Linked DNA regions of Homo sapiens: region 2 is linked to region 1. Evidence: read pairs that join two places in POLR2A ChIA-PET (ENCODE). Cell type or tissue: Caco-2. All regions are shown on one strand. Each heading gives the region's core, and the rest is flanking DNA. Links, peaks and the distances in the headings are about the cores only.

Region 1 (5,374 bases), core at 232-5,231:
TTGGAGAGAGAAAGAGGGAGGCTACGTGGAGTAGGGATGCATTGCAGAGATACGACAGTTATGCTGACATTCTGTTAAGGAAGACCTTAGACTCTGGAAACAGACTTGAGGTGCAAGACCCCCCGCTGGTCTGGCTTCCAGGAGAAGGCCGAGAGGTGAGTCACACAGGGCAGTATTTCTCAGTCTTATTTTTTAATCCATATACTCTGTAGTGAAACCCCACCTGGGCAAAACCATTTTATGTTTTGTGATTACCATTAGGACAAGCTTTATACTTTGTGGGTATTTATTTAATTTATTTTTGAGACGTAGTTTCGCTCTTGTTGCCCAGGCTGAAGTGCAATGGCGCGATCTCGGCTCACTGCAACCTCCGCCTCCCAGTTTCAAGTGATTCTCTTGCCTCAGCCTCCCGAGTAGCTGGGACTATAGGCATCCGCCACCATGCCTGGCTAATTTTTTGTATTTTTAGTAGAGACAGGGTTTCACCATGTTGGCCAGGCTGGTCTCAAACTCCTGGCGTCAAGTGATCTGCCCACCTCGGCTTCCCAAAGTGCTGGGATTACAAGCATGAGCCACCACGCCCGGCCGTGGATTTTTTATTAGGGCAAAAATAGGTGGACTGAATGTGCCTTTTTCAGCTCACTTTTCTTCTCGACCCTGGAGGACTCTCCCGTCTTTTGGTCACCCCTATGGAGAGGCCCTGCATTGAGCTTTGTTGTGGAGTGGGGTGGAACAGGGCAGGAGTGGGGTCCAAGCTTCTGGAAGTGTAAGGAGAGAGGATGATTAATGTCAGGCCAGCTCTGCTTGGAATGAGTTTGAGAAGTTTGAGAGAAAGGGCAGTGTCTACTGATGCTAGAAGACTGATATGAAAGCAAAGCTTTTAATATCCACAAAGCATCCGATCAATATGCCTAAATAGTTTGTTAGGCTCCTCTTAAGAAATACCATCTGTGAGCTTATTCTCTTTTATGGTTTAACGTTACAAACACTTGTAATGTATGTTATCGTGGAAACTGAATGATGATAAGCTGCTCTTAAGTTCCCACCCTCTTCCCTTGTTCTCGGTAGGTTTATGAGTATAAAAGGGGAAAAACTCATTCTGCACTTGGTGCCATGGAGGAAATGATTTAACAAGTCGAGGCTGGCAACGACTTCCTGCTGCACTGATTTTACTTAGATCTTCCCTTTTAACGTTCTCTATTAGTTTCCTGGGCTGCCATAACAAAGTACCATAAACTGGGTAGTGTCAAACAACAGAAATTTATTATCTCACAGTTCTGGAGGCCAGAAGTATGAAATCAAGGCGTTGGCAGAGCCATGCTCTCCCTGAATGCTGTAGGGGAGGAGAATCTTCTTTTCTTCCTAGCTCTGGTGGTTGCCTGCAGTCTTTGGCCTGCTTTGGCTTGTAGATGCCTCACTCCAGTCTCTGCCTGCAAATTCGCGTGACCTTTGCTGTGTGTGTGTGTCTGTGTTTCCTCTTGTTGTAAAGACATCAGCTCTATGGGATTAGGGACCCATCCTACTCCACTATGATCTTATCTTGACTAATTACATCTGCAATGACCCCATCTTCAAATAAGGTCACATTCTGAGGTACTGGTGGTTAGGACTTCAATGTATCTTTATGGGAAACCCAATTTAACCTATAATGTGTTCTAAACCAAACTCGTTGCCTTTGCCACTGACCAATCTGCCTCTTCTTCATTCCCTGCTACTCCTGCTCAGCACCATCTTGGTTCCTCCATCTTCTCAGTCCCTTTTGGGTTATTCAGCTCCTGTAAGTTACACCTCTGGCTGCTGTGTGTTTTTTTTTTTTAGACAGAGTTTCACTCTTGTCACCCAGGCTGGAGTTCAGTGGTGCGTTCTTGGCTCACTACAACCTCTGCCTCCCAGGTTCAAGCAATTCTCCTGCCTCAGCCTCCCACGTAGCTGGGATTACAGGTGCCTATCACCATGCCTAGCTAATTTCTTTTTAAATGGAGACGGAGTTTCACCATGTTGGCCAGGTTGGTCTTGAACTCCTGACCTCAAGTGATCCACCCTCCTTGGGCTCCCAAAGTGCTGGGATTACAGGCATGAGCCACTGCTCCCAGCCTCTGGCTGCTTTTTGATTTTTATCTCCTACTGAGTCCCTTTGACACAGTCTAGTTTAATCCTCGTTCATTCTCCCCATCCCCTGTTCCTCGCAGCATAATCCATCCTAATTGCCTAGAAATGAACTCTAATGAGTCCACAAACTCTCCAGGCCCACCCTCCTAGCTCCTTCCAGCCCCACTGAAATGCCACGTTAGTTCTTCCTGGAGCCTGCCCTCCTCTGCCCAGCTGGAGGTAGTTTCTCCCCGCTCTTTGTTCTGTCTCCATGTCACCTCTCTTACTCCATGCAACATCTTGAGCACAAGCAAGCGTGTGGTAGCTGCCTCCCAGGTTGCAGGATTATTTAGGCTAGAACCAGGTCTTAGTTACTGAAACACACACACACACACACACACACACACACACAAACTCTACTGTGCTCGTCATGATTTTTCACGAATAGTGGGTACTTTGACAGACTCGGTAGAATGCAGGTCTCCATGTGGAAGCTCTGGCTACAATTCTGAGGTTTTGTCATGGTCCAAAGGTCTCCTCTTCGAGTCTGGCTCTCTTAACAACAGCACTCTACTACAGAGCCCTGCGCGTGCAGTGATACCTGAGTTAATCAGTACTCTGGAAGTAAGCCTTTATCCAGAGTCAGCCTTGGGTTTATCGTGTTTATTGTTTAACTTTCTGATGGACTGGACACGGAGTGGTTGGGAAGAATTTCCCAGGGTAGTTTCAGTATGGATCAGATGCCTGTAGCCCTTGAGTACTGCATTCGTTTCCTGGGGCTGCCATGACAAAGTGTCCACAGACCTTAGAACAACGGAAACTGTCTCACGGTAACCCAGAAGGAGCTGGAAGTTCAAAATCAAGTTGCACCCTCTGAGGGCTTTGGGGAAGGGTCTCTTCCAGGCCCCTCTCCCAGCTTCTGGCACTTCCGTGGCTACTGGCAGCACGACTCCAGCCTTCCCATGGCATTCTCTGTGTGTCTCTGTGTCCAAATTTCTCCTTTTTATAAGGACGCCAGTCATATTGGATTAGGGTACACACAAATAATGTCGTCTTAATTAATTACATCTGCAATGACCTGATTTCCAAACAAGGTCACCTTCTGAGCTGCTGGGGGTTAGGACTTCAGCATGAAATTTGTTGGGGGACACATAACAAACACATAACAGGTTCTCAGCTTGAGTTCTTCTGTAGAGTCTGGGGTGTGTCTGCTGGGTGACTTGGTTGGTCACTGAGGTTTGCAGAGGGTAGAGATACACCCTCAGTGGTGAGTAGAAGGGTGTGACCATCTTCACCTGTACTGTCCCCCTCTAGGCCCTGGGAAAGCAACTCCCGGTTTGTACACCTGGCTTTTAATGCATTGCCAGGAGTTCTCTGATGTGGAGGCCTTGGCTTGGTGGCAGGAATGATGAGCTTGGGCTGAGCAGGCAGCCTGTGTCACCTCTGCTTGACAGGCCACAGAGATTGGCAGGCCGCCTCAGAGGGAGCTTTGAAGTCTCAAAGTTAAGGACCCAGGGCCAGTCACATCTGTATTTAGCTAATGTTTAAACTTGTAGCTCACCTGTTCTGTTTCTCACCTATACTGTTTCTCCCTCTGCAAACTAAACTATGATGCTCAGGTGTAGTAAGGCTACTTCTGTATGCCAGGAGAGCATAGGTTGTCTTGCGAGGATGTCCATGGTGTAGAGATATGGGAATTATGCTTTTAAAGTGACAAATTTGGAGAGTAAGATGTTTTTGTTTTTCTTTGGTCACATTGAACTACTACCTGATTTAGGTGTTCACAATGATCAAATAACCCACTGGGTTATTTGAGGCCCAGCTCAGGCCTCAACCAGGTCATACCACCCCTCTAGATGGCAAGGGGCTACTTAGCTGTCGGTTGAGAGTCACATCCATGCCTGACCATGTCCCAGCTGGACAGACTGTGGGCAAGTTTCCCCTCTGTAAAAAGGCATAGGTGTAGACCACAGTCATGAAGCCATATAAACCTCCAACTGGGACTAGTTTCATTGAATAAGCACTTGATAAGCAAGACCCTGCAAAACACTGTACATGCTTCATGTAACTCCCACAAGCCCTACGAGGAAGAATATGCCATTATTTCCCCTTTTTACAGAGGGGAAACTTTTGGTTCACACAGATTAAGAAAGTTGGCCACGGCCGGGCGCGGTGGCTCACACCTGTAATCCCAGCACTTTGGGAGGCCAAGGCAGGTGGATCACCTGAGGTTGGGAGTTCGAGAGCAGCCTGACCAACATGGAGAAACCCCATCTCTACTAAACATACAAAATTAGCCAGGCGTGGTGGCGCATGCCTGGAATCCCAGCTACTCAGGAGGCTGAGGCAGGAGAATCACTTGAACCTGGGAGACGGAGGTTGCGGTGAGCCAAGATCGTGCCATTGCACTCCAGCCTGGGCAACAAAAGCAAAACTCTATCTCCAAAAAAAAAAATCTTCTTCCTCGTAGGGCTTGTGGGAGTTACATGAAGCATGTATAGTGTTTCGTAGGGTCTTGCTGGTCAAGTGCTTATTCAATGAAACTAGTCCCAGTTGGAGGTTTATATGGCTTCATGCTGTGGTCCACACATAGGCCTTTTTGTTTTCACACCATGAAATTTACAGAGAAATGGCGATTGTCCAAAGAGCTCATCAATTGCATGCTTATTGACAGCTAAACTAGTTAATTTAGGCCACTAAATGGATCTCCCAGCCATTGGAATATTTACTAAGCTTAAGTTAATCAGACAGTTGCCTACATTTATTTATTGATTTTCTAGACCATGGAGATCCGCCCTGTGTGCTGCTTAATTATAAGCTCTCACACTATTAATCTTTTCTTTATGTAATGATAAAATGTGTTTAATATAATGAGATTAACACTACTGATCCACTTTTGAAAATGTGATCATGATCAAAGTGTCTAATTTTACTTTTTTTTTCTCGGTGCGGGAGAGAGGTGGAATTTGCAACCAATAAATCTTGATTCGATGAAAGCCACATTAAACTCTTTCTAACATGATTTTAACATAACAAAGCTCCATTAATGTTGATGAAAGCAATGGATAACTTATGCTTGACCCAAATTCAGAGCATGGGGCCCAGTGGGATAGAAAATCATAAACTGAGAATAATAACTCCAATCACAGCTACCCCTCCACCACAAATCAAAAAAGATATCTCAGAATTTAAAATGTATTTTCATAATGATTAGTTCTTGTAAGTGGAAAACATCCCTTTGAAGTCGATGATATTCTGCTCTCTAGAAATAATTCTTTTATTGAAC
Region 2 (5,374 bases), core at 164-5,163, 170 kb after region 1:
ATGTGATTCAAACTCCACACTAATGCCCAGATCATCATAATTACCTCTCTAACCTTCATCTTGCTTTAGTTTATCTTTCCCTCCATATCTGGAATACCCTCCATTCTCCCCTTTTTTCTGCTTAAAAAATTCCTGCTGAAGATCCAATCAAGTATCCCTCTCTCTAAGAAGCCCTCTCCAGCCTCCCCAGGCCTCTGGCTGTTTCCTTTACTGAATGCATAGAGTTATATTTATAGTTTTCCATCCTGATTCCATCATTTGAATCCAAGTTCTTCTAAGGTCAGAAGCTAGACCATGTTCTTTCACAAATCCTAGGGTCTAGCAAAATACTTTACACAGAGTAAGGACCTGGTAAATAAATGGAAGGGTGGATGAATGGATGGGTGAATGGATGAAAAGATGATGAATGGACAGATGGATGGAAGGATGGACGGTTAAGTGGTTGAATGGATGGGAGAATTTTGTAGACACGTCTCAAGAACCATCAATAGTTGATATCCAGTCTCTCAATGTCTCTACTGTGCTAAAATGATTCCCTTGTCTTCAGCTGACATTTATCAGTGATTGGTACAATGAGCATAGGAGGACTGATGGACTTCTAGCAAAAGGTTAATTCACTCAACTCCACATCTAAAATATGATCTTAGGAGATTTTGGCCTGCAGTTGGTCTTCTCCAGGGGAGTCAGCCTATGGCAGGTTGGATGCTCATCCCAGCTGGAATCATGGTGTCTGTCCAACTCTTCCAACTCCTATAGAAGAACTGCCATGGCAAACTCAACCAAATATGTCACAGCCTTTGTGATCAGGAAGGGTTTCTCAGCATCCTTTACAAATCTCTAAAGCTACGGAAGAAAATTACTACCTCTTGTTAAGATGGACCATGGTATTTAACAAAGATCGCTGGGTTGGAAACCAGGACGTCTATGCTCTTGGCCTGGTTCTGCCACTAATTTGTTCTGGGATTTGGGACCAGCCACTTCACCTCCATAGACCTTAGCCTCTTTGTGAGAAAAATGGGGACTGTATGATTTCAAGGCCCTGTTCGGCTCTGCAAGGCATGATTTCATGTTCTGCAGGGCCGCAGGCTCTAAGACCCCAACTTAGCCCTGCAAGATGGACTTCAGAGGCCCTTCCCTGCAATCCTCCTGCTTGGCCCTGCTGTCTGCCCACAGACTTCCCACGGAGAGGAGAACACAGCCCACGGTGGTTACCAGCACGGAGCTTGGCTCTGTTGCCCACTAGCTCTGTGGCCTTCGGCAAGTTCCTTAACCTCTCTGTGCCTCAGTTTCCTGATGCATAAGATGAGATAACAAAGGGACCCACCTGCTAGGGCAGTTAGAGGATAAAAGGACAAAATGCACAGAAAGTGCTTATTATGGTGCCAAATGCAGAGGAAGTGCTGGAGAGATGGGAGTTATGATGATGGTGTTTATGAGAGACTGATGGCAGAAGCCACAGATTCTGGCCTCTCATCCATTGAGACCTCCCTGACAGCCGCCTCAATACCAGGACTCTTAGATCTGCAGGTCCTGGTTCTTAAAGGCACGTTCAGCCTCCACACTCCTGATGTGTGCCTGGGCCAAGGATAGGGAGCCCCAGCAGCTTGAATAAAACCATTGTCTGGATAAAGGGGGAGCCCACAGGGAGCAGGGGCCGTTCCTAGCTCTCTGGGCTGCCTGAGCGCCCCTTCCTCTATTTTCTCCCCTTGTTCTTGTGGCCCTGTGGCTGCTTTTATCAGAGCAGAGGGGCTCTGACCCCTGACGGGGGAAAATGGCCGCCCTCCTCCCACATGGCAATTATTCTCAACTGCATCAGAGCCAGAGCTCTGGGCCCAGGAGGGCTGCTTTAGCACAGGGTGGGCTTGGAGGAGGCAGCTGTTCCCCATCGGAACATTTTGAAAGTGGCTTTGTCTCCAACCAGCAACCCTTTGGCGCCGGATTCCTGTGCACCTTCGAGCAACAAGGCAGCAAAGTGGTCCATCCACCCACAGAGGAAGAAACTGCGGCCGTCCCGCTGATGCTGAGAAAAGGAGCGCTCAGCTGGTCTTTCGGTCTGCGGGGGCTGCCGTGACAAAACACCACAGGCCGGGGGCTCACACGGCAGAAATGGGTCGTCTAAGTTCAGGAGGGTGGAAGTCTAAGATCAAGGTGTTGGCAGAGCTGGTTCCTCCTGAGGCTGCGAGGGGGAATCTGTCCCAGGCCCTCACCTACCCTCCAGGGGTTTCCAGCAACCTTTGGCCTTCCTTGGTTTATAAATGCATCACCATGGTCTCTGGCTTCATCTTCACATGGATTTTCCTCCTGTGGGCCTGTCTGTGCCCAGATTTTCCCCTTTTATAAGGATACCAGTCATATTGGATTTAGGACCCACCTTACACCAGTACGACCTTGTCTTAATTAATTACATCTGCAATTACTCTATTTGCAAATAAGGTCACATTCTGAGGCACTGGGGGTTAAGACTTCAACATATGATTTTGGGCAGATGGTGGGGGCAAAATTCAACCCATAGCATTTGGCATTTGGCCTTTCCTTAAAGAAGGAGCTTTTTTTTTTTTTTTGAGATGGAGCCTGGCTCTGTTGCCAAGGCTGGAATGCAGTGGCGTGATCTTGGCTCACTGCAACCTCCGCCTCCTGGGTTCAAGCGATTCTCCTGCCTCAGCCTCTCAAGTAGCTGGGATTAGAGGCGGACACCACCACAGCCGGGTAATTTTTGTATTTTTAGTAGAGACGGGGTTTCACCATGTTCGTGAGGCTGGTCTTGAACTCCTGACCTCAAGTGATCTGCCCACCTCCGTCTCCCAAAGTGCTGGGATTACAGGTGTGAGCCACTGTGCCCTGCCTCAAGGAGGGGCAATATTAAGTCCACCTGTGTCTCTACGCTCATGCGAGGCAGCCAGCAGGTGTTTCCTAGGCCTCTGGGCAGAAAGGAGCCTGGAAGGTCAAGGTGATCCATCCTCCATTGGCTGGCTGCATCTCTGGCCCCCAGCTGGGGACTCTCCATGTGGAGTTTGCATATCTCTAGCAAGAGCAAACTGACTACTTCCCTTCTCCTTGGGCAGCTCTTTAATGCAGAACGGCCTTCCATGTAACACTTTTTTTTTTCTTTTTTTTTTCTTTTTTTGAGACAGAGTCTCACTCTGTCACCCAGGCTGGAGTGCGGAGGTGCCATCTCGGCTCACTGCAACCTCCACCTCCCGGGTTCAAGCAATTCTCCTGTCTCAGCCTCCTGAGTAGCTGGGATTACAGGCACCTGCCACCACACCCAGCTAATTTTTATATTTTTAGTAGAGACAAAGTTTGGCCATGTTGGCCAGGCTGGTCTTGAACTCCTGATCTCAGGTGATCTGCCCACCTCGGCCTCCCAAAGTGGTGGGATTACAGGTGTGAGCCACCCCCCGCCCCCCGGCCACACTTTGGTTTCTTACTTGAGCTCTCCACAGTGAGAAAGAGTTGAAGGGGAAAGAAAAAGGTGCTGTCAAAGTAGCTGAGACGGAAGCCAAGCGCAAAAAAGTCAATATTAGCTTTGCAGTCATCTTATTCCACTAAATTTGTTTTAAACTAAGATATTAGTTTACAAGTTCTCTCCAGAAATGACAGACTATTTATTCTTCCATGGAAGGCAAGCCGTTTGAAAGGTTTTTTAAAAAGCAAGGATAAAAGAACAATCTAATGTGCCAGAATACAAGGCTAAAATGATTTTTTTTTCTAGAAAAACAAAAGATCCCAATGTATTTATAGTGTATAGCTAATGGATATAAGAAAATCTTTTCAGGAAAATTAATGACAATGTGAAGAGTCATTCCTTCATTTGAAAACTGGGTTAGCTTCCTGAAGGGAGGGAGAGAGGCTTTCACGCTTTTGGTTCACTGAGAGCCAAGCTGGCTGGGACCACCAAAGCCGTCCCACCAACCCTTCTGATGAAGAGACTGTGGTCTCAGTGGCAACTGCCATTGATTGAGAGCCTCCCACCTTCCAGGTGTTTTACATGAACTTGCTCATTTAGTTCAACAGCTCTGCCCAGAGGCTTCAGTGCCCCTACTTTGTGGGGGTGGGGTGTGAGAATGTCTCACTTTAGAAGCTGAGATTCTAAGAACAACTCAGGTGCAGCAGACTCCCTGAGCCTTGCTCTGTGTATCCAGCTGTGTGTACATCACAGACAGGACTTGACGTGACTTCTCTCCCATCATGGGCTCCATGCTCCAGGCCGCTTGAGCTAAGCCCACTTCCATTCTGGAAAGTTTTGGGCTGGGAGCTGATGGCAGGAGACGCAGGAGGAGGCAAAGAAGGGCAGACACGTGGGCTGCTCAGACTGTGATCACAGGCCACCAGGAGAGGGGCTTGGGGACAGTCCTTGTGAAACCTCCCTGCGAGGCCGGCGAGGCCCCAGGGGTGCATTGGGCTCCATAGTCCAAAGGAGGCATGAGGGTCCCACTGGGTCTCTAGCTCCCCAGCTCTGGTGTCCGTAGGCTGCTCCCTTCCAAGGCTCCAGTGTCACCCTGTCTGGGAAACTCACAGCTCCTCAAGGTCCCCGGTCCCTCGCAAAGGGTCACATCCAGCCCTCCGTGATCTCCTTCTAAGACAGCATTATGACCCGTTTGTCTTTTCTCCCTGCCACAGGACAGTGGGATTCTGCGGGCTTCGGTGCCTTCTCCACGATGCTGAGGGCCTGAGCCTGCTCCACAGCCTTGAATGTTTAAGGCATCCTCGCTTCCAGCCCCCGTGTGGCGAGAAAGCAGTAAAGGAGCAGAGGGAAGGTCCGGACCCCCACGGCCAAAGGAGGCATCTGCGCAGAGCACACAGCACTGGCTGGCACCTGACTCTTCTGTGGCGGCCCTGAGGCCCGCACTGTGCGGGAAGCGGCAGCCGAAGGGCCCGGATTCAAGGCCGGCATGGACTCGGGAGCTCGTGACCTTGGGCCAGTCGCTCCACCTCTCTGGGATTCTGCACTCTTCTCTTTGACAATGTGTGGGTGTTCCCCAGGCACCTTCAGGGCAGCAGAGAAAGCCAAGATGACAGATGCTGGAGAATGACAGGAGGCACGGAATCGATGACTTTCTAACACACACCACAACACACACACATACACACACACACACACACACACACACACACACACACACACACGGCACTGCCCGCAGCGCCTCATTATTCCCAGATAGATAGGATCAGGGGGAGGGAGCCGGCTGCTCTATTTTTCTTTTAATTAAATAATTAATTTGGACTCTGCCTTGTTCTAGAAATTATTAAAACCAGGCAGCCAAAAATTTCCAGTAACATCTTTTCTTCATTACCAAAGCAATTCACTTTCAATGTAGAAAATTTTAAAAATACAGATAATTTTTTTAAAAAAACCAACCCACTCATCATCTCC

The links. Peaks named below come from ENCODE experiments on the same cell type or tissue, not always from the same donor. Only the 100,000 strongest peaks of a DNase experiment are listed, where the experiment ranks them.
Region 2: POLR2A ChIA-PET joins it to region 1 with 6 read pairs; 2 of 35 experiments call an interaction of 5 or more read pairs at or near these places.

What each region holds. Positions count from the first base shown.
Region 1 is chr21:31,897,980-31,903,353 of GRCh38, forward strand. All of the region lies in intron 1 of HUNK (hormonally up-regulated Neu-associated kinase), which reads left to right. Among named protein-coding and RNA genes, the nearest start is that of HUNK, 28 kb to the left of the region's middle. In Caco-2, for the core only: no CTCF peak of the experiment used is centred there; DNase peaks (open chromatin) are centred at 1,442, 2,662 and 3,542.
Region 2 is chr21:32,072,149-32,077,522 of GRCh38, forward strand. No RefSeq gene overlaps it. Among named protein-coding and RNA genes, the nearest start is that of LINC00159, 11 kb to the right of the region's middle. In Caco-2, for the core only: no CTCF peak of the experiment used is centred there; no DNase peak of the experiment used is centred there.